Regions from separate parts of the Homo sapiens genome. Here region 2 is linked to region 1. Evidence: chromatin loops called from intact Hi-C (ENCODE). Cell type or tissue: Caco-2. All regions are shown on one strand.

The links. Hi-C counts contacts between places; a loop is a spot of excess contacts. Peaks named below come from ENCODE experiments on the same cell type or tissue, not always from the same donor. Only the 100,000 strongest peaks of a DNase experiment are listed, where the experiment ranks them.
Region 2: a loop joins it to region 1, with 6 times the contacts of the local background. A loop is called at or near these places in 6 of 110 quality-filtered maps.

The regions. Positions count from the first base shown.
Region 1 is chrX:70,664,898-70,672,897 of GRCh38, reverse strand. TEX11 (testis expressed 11) reads left to right here. Exons shown (of 30, transcript NM_031276.3): 16 at 2,384-2,521. Among named protein-coding and RNA genes, the nearest start is that of SNORD3E, 180 kb to the left of the region's middle. In Caco-2, no CTCF peak of the experiment used is centred here; a DNase peak (open chromatin) is centred at 3,637.
Region 2 is chrX:70,193,039-70,201,038 of GRCh38, reverse strand. It overlaps DGAT2L6 (diacylglycerol O-acyltransferase 2 like 6), which reads right to left. Exons shown (of 7, transcript NM_198512.3): 2 at 1,658-1,768; 3 at 1,157-1,227; 4 at 580-784. Among named protein-coding and RNA genes, the nearest start is that of DGAT2L6, 20 kb to the right of the region's middle. In Caco-2, a CTCF peak has its summit at 3,637; a DNase peak (open chromatin) is centred at 3,628.

The sequences.
Region 1 (8,000 bases):
CCTACATATGGAGCTGAGTCCTTAAGGACTGAAAAAAAAGCTATCCTCTGAAGAAAATAAAGTGAAAATTATACTTTAAAAAAAAGAGATCCTGTTGAATAGATGAAAAAAGCTAGAGACTGGGAGAAAAATTTTCAGACCATGTATACAATAATGGGCTAGTAGCTAAAACATAGAAAGAACTCTCTAAACTCAATGTACAAAGAAAAACAATTCAAAAATTAGCAAAGGATATGAACAGACATTTCACCAAAAAGGGATATATGCATGAAAATAAGCACCCAAAAAAGATGACTTATGAGTCATTAGGGAAATGCAAACGAAAACCCCAAGGAGATACCAATACATAATTCTTAGAATAGCCAAAATGGAAAAGATTAACCATACCAAATGCTGACGAAGATGTTGAGGAACTGGAACTTCATGGTGGAAATATAAGATAGTACAGACGGTTTGGAAAATAGTTTGGCAGTTTTCTAAAATGTTAAACTTGCCCCTATCATGTGATCCAGCCATTTCAATCCTATGTATGTACTCAAGAGAAAAGGAATTATTTATCCATACAAAAACTTGCATGTAAAAGCTGATAGCAGCTTTATTTATAATAGTTAAAAACTGGAAACAGCCAAATGTCCATCAACAAGTGAGTGGATAAACAAACTGGTATGTCCTTCAATGAAATACTACTCAGCAATGAAAAGGAATGAACTATTGATAGATGCAATAATGGGGATAAATCTAGAAACTGTTTTGCTGAGCGAAAGGGGCCAGGCAAAAAAGTATTAATACATATTAGATGATTCCATTGTATAAAAGCCTATAAAATAAAAATTAATAGTTATAGAAAGTTATAGAAAGCACATCCATAACTGCTTGGGGTATGAGAGACCAGAATGAACTGGATTGAGGGATTACAAAGAAAAAATGGTTGTGATGGATGTGTTCACTCCGTTGACTGTGTTGATGGTTTTAGCTATGTGTGTGTGTATATATATATATATATATATATATATATATCAAAACAATTGTACAGTTTAAATATTCATAGTGTTTCATATGTCAATTGTACCTCAATAAAACTGTTTTCCAAAAAATGTTATGGTAGGTTTTGTAGGAGAAAGATGTGAAGAGAAAAAAGGGAACAAAATCTGAGAAACAAAGAATTAGACCCAAGAGAAGGAAAGAGAATCCCTTATAGGAGCATGTAGAAACCTAGGTCTTATGGTTAGGTACCACAAGATAGAATGATATTCGTATTCTCTTTTAGAAGGCCTTTATTTATTTTTTTACTGAATAGGTGAAGAACTACTTCAGAATTCCCATTCTTCTATTGATTCTTTTTCTTTCCTCTCATTTTCCAGTCTTGCTGAATAATTTTCTTAAAACATCCACTTCCAACACTGGAGAGGAATGTAATCTTATTTCTAATTGACTATTTCTAATATGACATATTTCTAATCTACTATGACTAATGTAATAGTCAAAGGCAGTGTTTTACCTATTTAGCATAATTGTTTCTAGTTGAAGAGGGTGTTTTATTCCTTGAAGGTCCTAATGGCTCCTATTCTTAATTGAAAAATATGAAGCTTCTTGATAGGGTACAAGGGAATCATTTACCTTACCTTGGTTTATAAGCAGTCTCAGTTTTCTTAGATTAAGAAATAATTATCCAGGTTATTCCTATCAGATTTTCCCTAGCTAGCTTCTTACCATTGAAAATTTTAAATTTACTCAAGAGAAAAATGTATTTTTATATACAAATACAGCAGCATCAATTACAATAGTAAAAACCCTGCAAATTCACTAAATAGCTAACATTAAGAAAATCATTATATACTTGATTAAATGTTATGTATCTCCTAAAATTGATTACTGTGAAGACTACATAGCAACATAGATTAATATGTACAAAACAAAATTAAATGGAAAGAATAGAACATGAAATTCTATATAAGCTACGATTACAACTAGGTAAATATACAAAAGAATACAGTTAAAATTGAACATAGATAAATGAAAATAGCTGCATTAGCATGGTGAATTATGGGTGTTCTCTTTTAAAATTTTTGTCGTTGTTGTTTTAATAACTTTTAAAATAGATTTTAAGTTTTCTGGGGTGGTTTACTACACTCTTAGACTCTTCATCCTATGTGTGAAATTTCTAATGTGTAGGAAAAAGAAAGAATACTGATTGCCACCTTATCTAAAACTTATGTTGACCAAGACTGATAATAAAATGCACTTAGAACCCTATATAAAGGATATTGTGTTTTGATTGCCTAAAAAAGAAACCAACAGCATCTTTTATTTGTTTCTAGAGGTGACTTGGGAAAGATAGGGTAGCGACATCGCTGTGATTTTGTTGTTTCTTTTTAAACTTTAGGTACAAAATTACACTGATGCCCTACAATGGTACTATTATTCTCTGAGGTTTTATTCAACTGATGAAATGGATCTGGACTTCACCAAGCTGCAGAGGAACATGGCTTGCTGTTACCTGAATTTGCAACAACTTGATAAGGTCCTTTGATTTATCTATTTTCAGAGGTAGCAAATGTTCTTATGTGCAGTGGCAGAGAGATAGATGCCATGCTGTGACTTCCTGGCTGTTAGTTTAGGATGTCTGAGAGTTCCCTCATATAGAACAAGGTCAAATTGACATTTTCTTGATTTGCACACTGTAAACATAGAGTGAAACTTCCCAAAGAAAGAGAGAATTTGGAATACCATTAATTCTATTACTTACCCTTTATTTTTCACACCTATTCTGAAAGGTAATATATCATTGGAACTCCTGAACAAAGTTATCTGCTACTAACCATCTGTAATATTGTCCTTTGCAGCAAGCTAAATTTTGAAGTACACACTTTTGTCAAGCATTCATTGAGACCAAATACTTGAATGAAGTGGCCATTCTTTCACTTTCTAGGTTGTTATCTCTTGCCTTTCCAACCACCCTAGAAAATGTTCTTTAACTGATTTCTTATCAGGACAAAATTCTAGAAGGTAAAGAAGATAAAAGCTTGTTTAAAGATAGAACGGAAATACTTTCCAAAGCAATTAGGACATTTCTTCCTTTGGTTATCATATGGTATGCACGTAATGAGGGGTATTGGCTCTTAGAAGGACAAAGAACTAGAAGGACAAGTGTGAACCCAAATGAAATATGAAGGTTTTTGTTGCCTTTCAAGTTTTAATGACAGGTCTAACCTTTGTTCACCTAGGTGATTAAGGGTAATGATTCCAGATGTTTTCTTTGAAGGTTTATTTTTGAAGAGTTGTTTATCTGACTTAAATACTTTAGATTTTCTTTCAAGAAAATATTTGCTATTTAGTTTATATGTTATAAAGTCACAGCCCTGGAAGAGAACTTGAAATGTTACTTAATTCATCATAATGTTGTACAGGCTAGCATTTAACTGTTTCAGAAAATAGTTACCTACAGTTTAAGATCTAAAAGGAAGATGATCATGTAGATTTTGTTACCTAATTCTGCACAGGACAGCACTATTTCAGAAAGGTAGTTGCCTACTGTTTACTTAAAGACTAATAAAGAAGGCAATCACAGAGCCTTTATAACTTCCATGATTTATGACACAGTGAGCTAGGCAGCTTGGGAAGGACCTATATCTGGATGTAGACATGCTAGTTGGGGAATGGATGCATTTGCAGGCCAAGGGAGGATATCTAATCAGCCAGTCAGGAAAGAAAGAAAGAACACAGTACCAGACATTATGCTAGGCTCTGAGGTTACAGAGATGAACAAAGTATAGTTGCCTTCAACTCACTCAAGCAGCTGACATCATGGTATCCTAATGGGCAGATAAGCAGAGCATGGCAATGAGAGAAATCTAAATGTTGGAAATAGTCCGTAAGTCAGGCACACAGGTGGTTGGCATCACATAAACATAACAGCAGGGAACAGGGTTTCAATCACAGATATTTGGACTCTGAGACAGTACACAAATCTTTGAGGAATAGGAGTGTGTGCAGACATACTAGAAAGAGCAAAGTAGATCTCCACAACTAAAGGGGCCAGGATATGAGGCTGTTTTTAAGAGCAGATCCCCTGCATAGGGAGCCAAACTGGGAAGCAATGACCAGAAGAGGAATACAAGTTGACTAGATACAGTTTTCTGAGACTTAAGCAATGCTACTTACATCTCTTCTAATGTCAAGTTTGGTCCTAGAGCCTAGTATAGCACTGACTTTATAATTGGAAATTCAAATGGTATTAATAGTGAGGTTAGGAAGAATAGGAGAACAGTAAACCAGGTGTATTTTAATGGTGCGTACTCAATATGTAACTGTATCATTTATGGCCAGATTAGTGGTGAAACCAAAGGATATTTTGAATATATTCAAGGTAACTTTGTTGGTTACTGTTAGTATATTTCTCCATTTCATCCTTGTCTTGAATTTAGCAGACATTGATTGGATACCCTCCATATACAATGAATATCCTCTTATGCACTAGGACAGACAGAAAGGTGAAAAAAATACACAATCCATCATATTTTAATAATCCCACCTCGCCAGTGTCTAACCTTTGTTAGCTTTCATTGTCTTTCTTCACTCCTTCCTTTGAGTTGCTTGAGCATTGTTGGGAAAATTTATGAAACCATGTTTATTGGGTTTGCTAAAATTTCATGGTTTTTCAGCTAGGTAGTCAATAATACTGACTCTTGTTGAGTTTTTATCACATTCCCCACAGTGATAATTCCAAAACATTTTTTTTCTGTCCTTAAGCACCCATGCTTTCTCCTTTGTTGTAGCAAAAGATCTTATCGTGTGATTTGCTGAGCTTGTAGCCACTGACATGAACTTCATCAATTTCTCACCTCTTCACCCATCCTTTCTTTTCTCTTACCTACGAGAAAGAAGTAACTTTGTCTGGGGACCTTACTCTACAGATCTCAACCCTAGCTGTTTAATCATTCTCTACTGTTTCTTTTTTATTTTTTTTTTTTGAGACAGAGTCTCACTCTTGTTGCCCAGGCTGGAGTGCAATGGTGCTATCTCAGCTCACTGCAACCTCCGCCTCCTGAGCTCAAGCAATTCTCCTGTCTCAGCCTCCTGAGTAGCTGGGATTACAGGCATGGGCCACCACGCCTGGGTAATTTTTTATATTTTTAGTAGAGACAGGGTTTCACCTTTTTGGCCAGGCTGGTCTCGAACTCCTGACCTCATGATCTGCCCGCCTCGGCCTCCCAAAGTGCTGGGATTACAGGCGTGAGCCACCGCGCCCGGCCTACTGTTTCTTTCTCCTGTCACTATAATTACCTTGAAGTCTTCTTTATCCAAAAACCTTCCTTCAACTTTGTAATCCTCCTCAAACTTCAGTTCTGTGTCCTTCTTTTTGTTGCCAAACTTTCTAATCCAATTTTTTAGTGTTCATTCATTCAAAAATATTTATTTATTGTCTCCTATGTGTTAAGTACTGTTCTAGGCATTGGGGATATAGTAATGAACAAAATATATAAAAACCTTTATCCACATGGACAAATACTGCTGTCCCCATTATTTTCCACTAGGAGAGGCAAACAATAAAAAGATAAATAAGTATTATGTTATATTATAGGGGTCAACAAACTTTCTGTAAAGAACCACAGTAAATATTTTAGGTTTTGCAGGCCATACAGTCTGTGCTGAAACTAATCAACTCTGTTGTTGTGCCTTGAAAATAGCCATAGACAGTATGTAATCAAATTGGTGTGGCTGTGTTCCAATAAAACTATGTTTTGGAATACTGAAATTTGAATTTCATGTAATTTTTGTGTGTCATAAAATATGATTCTTTTGATTTATTTCAGGCACTTAAAATGTAAAATTGTTCTAACTTATGAACTGTACAAAAAATATGGTGAGCCAGATTTTGCCCAAAGGCTATAGTTTGTTGACTCCTGGTATATTAAATATTGATAAGTGCTAAGGAGAAAACTAAGCAGGAAAGGGTGATATTAAATGTTTCAGAGGCGGATGAATGGTTGAACTTTTAGATAGGGTGGTCAGGGAAGTCCTCACTGAGAAGATTGTTTTTAAGTAGAGACCTGAGGAAAAAGAGCATTCCAGATGGAGGGAATAACAACTGCAAAGGCCCTAGGGTATTTAAAGAATGGCAAAGAGACCTTTGTGGCTGGAGCTGAGGGAACATTAGGAGAATTAGGAGATGTGATCAGGGAAGTAGTGGTGTCTTAGTCTGTTTCGTGTTGGTATAACAGAATACCTAAGACTGAGTAATTAATAAAGAAAATAGGTTTATTTAAGCTCATGATTCTGCAGGCTGGGAAGTTCAAGGGCCATGGTGCTGGCATTTGCTTGGCTTCTGGTGAGGGCTTTTGTGCTAGATCAAAACATAGCAGAAAGTCAAAGGGAAGTAGACTCATGCCAGGAGACATAATCCAAGGGGCTTTCTGGCTTTATAACAACCTACTTTCATGGAAACTGTTTCTGTTTTATTTCCTTGTATACTATGTTTGTCCTCAACTGGAGTACTTGCTGCTTCCTAGCCATGATCTATGTTTTCTACCTCAGTATCTTTTTTCATGCTTCTTCATTGCAAATTACCTCTTTCCTGCATCCCTAAAATTCCCTTTTCAAAGCCTAGCTTAAAATTCCCTTTTTCAAAGCCTAACTCTTAATGACATTCTTAGCTTCCTGAGGAAATTTCCTTGTCTTGCCTTTCCTCCAAGACTTTGTAACAGTTCTGTTTATCCCTAGATACTTGTTTTCTCATTATATTTTAGTTATTTCTATACCTGCCTTAGTCATCTATTGGACTGTCAGTCACCTCCTTGAGGACAGAGACCATATCTTATCTTTATTTGCCCTTGTACCCAGCATAGTGCCTAATGCATAGTAGATGCTCATTACATTAAAAATAGTTATAAAGACTCAATAAATACCTGTCAATCAACTTCTTCTGATATAGGAATTCCATTTCCTCATGCTATTTCTGTCCTTGCTACTATGCATAATTTGGAAATTAATAGTGATTAAGATCTGTGAGTGCTCTTTGATTATCAGAACTGAATGAGATTATATTATTAAAAATCATCCCACTATAACTTTCTCCAGCTCAGCTCTTTTCTCTTTTGAGGGTGAGAACGCATTTTATTTTGATTTAAAATGAAATATTGAATCATAGGTCAGAAGTTAATTTGGGCAGGCCAATGGAGTTGAGAAATAGACTCCCTTGAACTTTTTAGTAGATTAGGTTACAGATTCATTAGCTCGCACACTTGGCAACCTCTTTTTGAGATAACAATGCCAATTATAGATCATTTCTTTGGTTTGTTTTCTAAATTGTATAAATAAAAATTTTTTAATTGCTATTATCCATTCAGATATCTTCAGTACTTTGCATGAGACAATATTAAACAATGTTGTTTCATAGATATCAACTCTGCCTTTGAGGTGTTTGTAGTGCCTTAAGCCTGGTATCCTGATTTTGCTATATTATTTTTGAGGATTTAAAAATATTTGGTTTGTGCAAGTCATAGGTTTGAATGGATTAAGGATGAAGGAAATGAGCTTGGGTTCTAAATACAGAAGCAGTTTATCACACCTTGATATAATGGGATTTTGCTGCAAACCATAATAAAACCTTAATGTTAGTTGACAGATGGATAATGACTTGTTTTGGTGATAGTCTGTGTAAGTTAATGGGAATGCACAATTGGGTACTCTTTAACTCAGTACAGAAGTCCCATCCTCAGCTTGCAACTGCAGTTTAGGTACATGAATGTCATTAGCACTACTATAGTTTGATAAAACTGAACCACACTCTCAAACCACAGAATGGCTGTAAGACTTACAACAGACACAAAGATGAGACTATTCATAGAATATTTATGTGACCTAAAGTGAAGACAGTTATGTCTCATGTGCTGGTTATATATTGTTTCTCTTTACCATATAAAGTTCGAAAAATGAGCTTGGGACCAGCAGACATAAACTAGTGATATTCACTAGATGGCACTGTGGCCTCTGTACTTCAT
Region 2 (8,000 bases), 470 kb after region 1:
AGCTGAGCATGGGGAAGTTGTTCTGGATACTCTGATGAACTCCTATCCTTTATCCCTTAGTATTTTATGCAAGTGTGAAGGGGTTCCAGGGAGATAAAAGTCATGGACCAGGAGGGTTTTAGCTAGTATGATAGACTTCAAAATGTTTTTAAGACACCATGGTGTACAAATGACCGGCCCAAAGAGGCCAGCTGACATCCTAGAGAGAGCCTGGTGAAGTTCGCCTGAGCTATCCCATTCACACCTGCTTTTCCCTGGATTTGTGTTTAATTCTTGGCTTTCATCCTCGATTTGCACTTTGGCATTGGTCCTGAATTCCAGCCTTCTGGTTCTCCCTCTGAAAAAAGTCCTGGTGACTCCTATGAATGCCTATAATTTCCCCTGCTGCCCAATCAAACCCTGCTCCCTAGATCTTGGACAGAAACTAATGCTTAGCCACATACTCCTGTTACGGGCCCAGGGTGTCCTGGACTTATTTTCTATCATGTACTCTTCAAGCAGGTAGTGATTGTCAGGACTTATTGGGGTTGCACCTTTGAAGTAGGTAAAAAAATAGAATTAATTATTTCTTATACTCACCCATTGACATCACATATTCTCGCACAATTGGGATCCAAAATATCCTTTCTAAGGTCCCTACAAAGGGAGTGATGGATGGGAAAATCCGAGCAATGCCAGTGGCCTCAGTGGCAAAGTTGATGAAGACACCAAAAGAGAGAATGCCATGGGGGTGATTGGCAATGATGTAGTTGTGTTTGGGAGAAAGATCATGAGTCTTCACCAGCTGTTAGAGGGAAATTGAGTCAGAGCATTGGCTACAAAGAAGGAAGAAACCACGTGTGGACTAAAATCCCAGCAGGTAGCCTATGTTTCCCTCTGGGAGCCCCAAATCCCTGTTCACTAGGTTGTCATCATTGTCATAGGATTGCCAGGGCTCACGATGGTCAGAGAGGCTGACCTGGGTTTGCCAGTGAAGGAAAGGCTGCCATCCACCTGTTTCCCCACCTGCCCATCCATCTTGGGCCCTTGCTTTGCATTATGACTCGGGGCCTTGACCTTCGCTGCTGACCACCAAAGCCTCTGAAAACATGGAGCTGAGTAGGGAGCAAGGGTCTGGGCAACAGGGACTGAGGGCACCCCGAGGAAGAGTGGTCACCTTTACTGGGAAGTAATTTCGGAAATACTTCCATAGGGTCCAGTTTCGTACCCAAGCTGAACGCCTGCCACCTGTGGGTACAGAAGGGAAGGGAAGAGTACACAGGGCATTGCAGTCCCTCTACCTCTCCCAGAGGAGGAGAGTTCTGCCTGCAGTCCTCAGGTCACGTGAGGGGCCTCCTTCTGACACCTCAGAACTGTAAGTACTGTCCCTGAATCCAATCCCCAAGACATAGGAAGCCCCTGCTCCTCTAGAGCCGACCAGAAAGGTGACAGGAAAATAGTCTGAAGCTGGGGGCACCTGCCCAGAGACCTCAACCTCATAATTCTTCCTGAGCTACCTGGTAGAGACCTCTGTCCCTGCTGAGCTTTGCTCTCCCTTCTCCCTCCCCTTCCTTCCCCTCTCCCCTACCCTTGGTTCTCCCCCTCTCCCTCCACCTCCCTCTCCCTGTCCTTCCATTCTTGGCCCAAACAGGACCACCATTGTGCCCCTGTCTCTTACCTTGACTGTGGGTGTTCCAATCATAGGTGAGCCAGGCTAAGGAGAGCACAGCCAAGGGCCAGAACTTACTGAATAACAGAAAGTAGGGTATAAGGAGAATGGGAATAGCTCCTGGGGAGACACAAAGGGTTCAAGCCTTTCAGTTCCCTTCAAGTTTTAGTATACTTCTCATAACCCCGGCCTCTGCTCTACACTACAGGAGCAGGGCTAGGCTGATGTGGGACTCTTCTCTCCTTCTCCCCTCTTCCCCAACCCCTCGCCCTCCATTTGTCTCTGCTGTGGTCTAGGCAGGCCTCTGAAGCCCCTGGATCTGGGTCTCCTTGATGGCCAAACTCTCAATTGAAGAAAGAGCAGAACCATGAAGTTGAGGTCAAAGGACAGCACGGCTTGGTGAATGGGAAGAAGAGCACATTGGGCTGGTAGCTGAATCCCCATTCTGGGACCTCTGGAAATTCTTTCTAAAAGCTTGACCCTCTTTCCTGTGCTGAACTGATAAGTCTGCATATTCCAGCAGGGAGGTTACCCGCAGTGTACAGGCTGTTTGATGCTGAAAAGTAAACACGGATTAAAAACCACTCCACTTTGGGAGGCCGAGGCAGGCAGATCACGAGGTCAGGAGATCGAGACCATCCTGGCTAACACGGTGAAACCCCATCTCTACTAAAGATACAAAAAATTAGCCGGGCATGGTGGCACATGATTGGAGTGCTACTCGGGAGGTGGAGGCAGGAGAATCGCTTGAACCCAGGAGGTGGAGGTTGCAGTGAGCTGAGATCGTGCCATTGCACTCCAGCCTGGGCAACAGAGCAAGACTCCGTCTTGAAAAAACAAAACAAAACAAAACAAACAACAACAACAACAACAAAACTGCCCTACTAGGCCAGGTGCGGTGGCTCACTCCTATAATCTTAGCAATTTGGGAGGCCAAAGTGAGAGGACAGCTTGAACCTAGGAGTTTGAGACCAGCCTGGGCAACAAAGCAAGACAGTATCTCTAAAAAACCAAAAAAACAAAAAACAAAACAACAACAACAAAAAACACTTTACTGTGTTCATTTTGTTCCATTCAAAAGTATCACAAAGGTTCAGAAGGGGAAGTCTGTGTTAGCAAATGGCCATAGCAGGCTGTAACTGCAAACACGATACATGTTACAGCAGTGCGAATGAATTCCATTTAAAAAATCTGCATTCATGAGAAAGAGGGGCTAAGTATACATATGGTGAATAAAAAAAGACTTAGCTAAGGGAATGACTTCTTTGACCAGGTACCATGTCATAGCAGATAAAAGTTTCAGGGAAGAAGAAACTCGGGAGTTACCTACCAGTTCTTTGTCTCTTGCATTTTGGACATAAATGAAAATAGCAGGAAAAAGGCTGAGTGGACAGTGCTTTAAAAAGTCATGTTATGGAGTAGAAGAAACCTTTGTAATAGGCTGAATTGCCCTCATAAGCACTGGTCGAGATAGTTGTTGTAAGCATTCAAATTAGACAGGAAAGCGTGGTGGGAGGAGTTTTATGGGAAGCCTGCCATGGAGAAAAAGCCTTGCTATCTATGCCCTTCATCAAAGAGGAGAGTAAATTTGCCAGTTAAGCTTCAGAAGGAAATTCAGATAAAGTTAAATAAGAATAATCACTAATTAAAGTTAGCCTAAGTGTATCATTTCTTTTATATTTTGTTTCAAATAAATTTTGTTTGTTTCCCCAGTATTTAGAAGAGAGCTTGGCACACAGTAGGTGTTCAACAAATATCTGTAGACCAATTGAAAACGAAATAAGCAAATGTTTTCTCTTTTCAGTAGTAAACTTGATAATTACTATTTAGTCAGCATGTATAGTGTTATTTAAATGTGATGTTATTTTAAAAGCATAGACGGATTAGTTGTGTGCCTTTTATCTGATTCATTCATCCACCAGTCCTAAAGGCGGTCTAAGAGCCCTTACCTGGGTAACACCATCCCCCTTGTGGAACCTATTGGAACTGCAGATATGACCCGGCAGGAGACGAGGAACGTTTTTTTCAGAGCAAGGCTTCCAGACCCAGCCCGAGTGTCATCAGTGTCGTGCACGGTAACAAAAGTGGAATTTAAAGATATAGGAGAAATAGAAGCCAAATGTGGAAGAGCTAAGTCTCATGTAAAAAGAGTTCCGTGACATAAAGCAAGGGTATCTGAAGAAGGAATGATGAAGAACAAGCATTTATGTATGTGTGACACTCCCTTAGGTATTATGGCCTTGACACCAGAAGATGGTTCCAATTTCTCTTGTCACGTTCAAGTGAGGCGTCTTGGAGAGGGTTATCAAAGAGGAAGTTCACATAGGTAGGCTCCTAATTTAGTTTGTAGTGAAGATGGCCAAGCCATTCTAATATATGTGCACTGGGGGAAAAGAAAAGAAAAAAAAAGAAGAAAAAAAAACTAATATATGCGCATTGGTAGCTCATCATAATTTTAACTTGCATTTCTCCAATAGCTAGTGATGCGTAACAGCTTTTCATGTGCTTGTCTGCTTTCTGTATATCCTCTTTGGTGAAGTGTCCATTCAAATCTTTTGCCCATTTTTCAATTGGGTTGTTTTCTTACTGTTGACTTTCGGTAGTTCTTTATGCATTTTGGATATAAGTTTTTTTGTCTGATATGTGATTTGCAAACATTTTCTCCTAATCTGTGTCTATCTTTTCATTCTTGTTAACAGGGTCCTTTTTACAGCAAAAGCTTTTAATATTGATGAAGCCCAACTTATTAATTTTTTTTCTTTTATAGATTGTGCTTTTGGTGTCAAACTGAAAGAACTCTTTGTCTAACCTCATGTCATGAAGATTTTTCCCCTATATTTTCTTTTCTTTTCTTTCTTTCTTTTTTCTTTTTTTTTCTTTTTTCTTTCTTTTTTTTTTTTTTTTGAGACAGGATCTGGTTCTGTCACCCAGACTGGCGTTCCATGGCGTGATCTCGGCTCAACTCACTGCAACCTCCGCTTCCTGGGCTCAAGCGATCCCCCCACTTCAGCCTCCAGAGTGGCTGGGACTACAGGAGCATGCCACCACACCCAGCCAATTTATTTTGTATTTTTTTGTAGAGACAGGGTCTTGCTATGTTGCCCTGGCTAGTTTCAAACTCCAGGTCTCAAGTGGTCCTCCTGCCTTAGCCTCCCAAAGTGCTGGGATTACAGGTGTGAGCCACTGCCCCTGACCTCCCCTGTGTTTTCTACTAAACATTTTACAGTTTTCTTTTTTTACATTTAGATCTACAATACACTTCAAGTTCATTTTTACCAGTTTTATGGAGGTATAATTTACAAATAAAAATGGTGTATATTCAATGTGCACAATGTGATGATTTGAGACAGGTATACATTGTGTGATGATTACAACAATCAAATTAATCAATACATTCACCACCATACATAGTTACCCTTTGTGTGTGTTTGTGGCTAGAGGTGAGGATACTTAAGATCCACTCAGCAAATTTCAAGCATATAATACAGTATTATTAATGCTGCTATACTTTAGATTCCCAGAAATTATTCTTTTTGTAACTGAAATTTTGTGCCCTTTGACAAATTTTTCCTTATTTTCCCTCTGCCCCAGCTCCTGGCAGCCACCATTCTATTCTCTGCTTCTATGAATTTAATTTACATTTATTTACAAATATATATATTTAGAGACAGGTTCTCTCTGTGCTGCCCAAGCTGGTCTCAAATTCCTGAGCTGAAGTGATGCTCCCACCTCAGCCTCCTGAGTAGCTAGGATTACAAACATGTGACACCACATCCAGCTCTAATGAGATCATATGGTATTTTTCTTTCTGTGTCTAGCTTATTTCACTTAGCATAGTATCCTCCTGGTTCATCCATGTTATTGCAAATGGCAGGATCTCCTTTTTATGGCTGAATAATATTCGTGTGTGTGTGTGTGTGTGTGTGACACTTTCTTTATTCATTCATCTGCCAGTGGACACTTAGGTCGATCCCACGTCTTGGCTATTACTAATAATACTGCAGTGAACATGGGGGTGCAGATATTTCTTCAAGACACTAATTTCATTACTGTTGGAAACTCCCCACTATTTTCCATACTGGTTGTAACAATTTACATACCTACCAACAGTGTACAAAGATTCCCTTTTATCTATATCCTCACCAAAACTTACCATTTGTCTTTTTGATAATAGCTATCCTAACAGGTGTAAGGTGATATCTCACTGTGGTTTTGATTTGCAGCTCCCTGATGACTAATAATGTTGAGCCCCTTTTCATATACCCTTTGGCTATTTGTATGTTTTCTTTGGAAAAATGTCTATTCAAGTCCTTTGCCTATTAAAAAGTTTATGTTATTTTATTTTTTTCTATTGAGTGGTATGAGTTCTTTATATATTTTAGAGATTAACCCCTTATAAGAGATATGGTTTGCAAATATTTTCTTCCATTCTGTGGGTTGCCTTTTCATTTTGTTGATTGTTTCCTTGGCTAGGCAGAAGATTTTTAGTTTGAGGTACTCCTGCTTGTTTATTTTTGCTTTTGTTGCCTGTGCTTTTGTTGTCATATCCAAAAAATCATTGTCAAGGCCAATGTCAAGGAGCTTTTTCCCTATATTTTCTTTTAGGAGTTTAGTGATTTCAGGTCTTACATTTAAGTCTTTAATCCATTTTGAGTTAATGTTTGTGTATGTCATAAGGTAAGAGTCTAGTTTCATTATTTTGCATGAGGATGTCTAGTTCAACACCATTTATTGAAGAAACTATCCTTTTCCCATTGTGTATTCTTGGGACCCATTTCAAAGATTAGTTGACTATAAATGCATGGGATTATTTCTGGGCTATCTATCTTATTTCATTGGTTTCTGTGTCTGTTTTTATGTCAGTACCATAGTGTTTTGATTACTATGGCTTTGTAATATAGTTTGAAATCAGGAAGTGTGATGCCTCTAGCTTTGTTTTTCTTTCTCAAGATTACTTTGGCTATTCAGGGTCTTTTGTTGTCTCATACAAATTTTAGGATTTTTTTATGTTTCTTTTAAAAATGTCATTGGAATTTTCATAGGGATTGTATTGGATCTATAGCTCACTTTGAGTAGTATAGACATGTTAATAATGTTAATTTTTCCAGTCCATGAACACAGGATATCTTTCAACTTATTTGTGGCTTCTTCGATTTTTTTCAATGTCTTACAGTTTTTGGTATACAGATCTCTCACCTCCTAGGTTAAATTTATTCCTAAGTATTTTATTCCTTTTAGTGATATTGTAAATTGAATTGTTTTCCTTCATTTCTTTTTTGGATAGTTTATTGTCAGTGTATAGAAATGCAACTGATTTTTGTATGTTCATTTTATATCCTGACACTTTACTGAATTCATCTATTAGTTCTAACAATTTTTTGGTGGAGGCTTTAGGGTTTTCTATATAAGATTATGTCATCTGCTAACAGAGACAATTTAACTTTTTTCTTTCCAATTTAGATGCCTTTTATTTCTTTTTCTTGTGTAATTGCTCTTGGTAGGACATCCAGTACTGTGTTGAATAGAAATGGCAGAATGAGCACCCTTGCCTTGTTTCTAATCTTAGAGGAAAAGCTTTCAGCTTTTCACCATTGTGTATGATGTTAGCTGTGGACTTTTCATATATGGCCTTTATTATGTTGAGATCCATTCCTTCTATGTCTAATTTGCTGAGAGTTTTTATCATGGAAAGATGTTAAATTTTGTCAAATGCTTTTTCTGCACCTATTGAGATGATCTTATGATTTTTATTCTTCTTCTCTTAATGTGGTATATTACATTTATTGACATATGCATGTTGAACCACCCCTGCATCCCAGGGATAAATCCCACTTGATCGTGGTGTACGCTCCTTTTAATGTGCTGTTGAATTTGGTTTGCTAGTATTTTGTTGAGGATTTTTTGCATCTATGTTCATCAGGGATATGGGCCTGTAATGTTCTTTTCTGGGACTATCCTTGCCTAGCTTTGGTATCAGGGTAGTGCTTGCATTGTAAAAGGAGTTTGGAAGTGCTCCTGCCTTTTCAGTTTTCTGGAAGAGTTGGAGAAGGATTGACATTAATCCTTTTTTTTTTTTTTCTTTTGACACACACTTTCACTCTGTTGCCCAGGCTGGAGTGCAATGGCGCGATCTCGGCTCACTGCTCCCTGGTTCAAGCAATTCTCGTGCCTCAGCCTCCCGAGTAGCTGGGACTACAGGAGCACGCCACCATGCCTGGCTAATTTTTGTATTTTCAGCATGTTGGCCAGGCTGGTCTCAAACTCACCATGTTGGCCGAGCTGGTCTTGAACTACTGACCACCTAGGAAGCTGTCTGGTCCTGGGCTTTTCTTTGTTAGGAGGTTTTTGATTA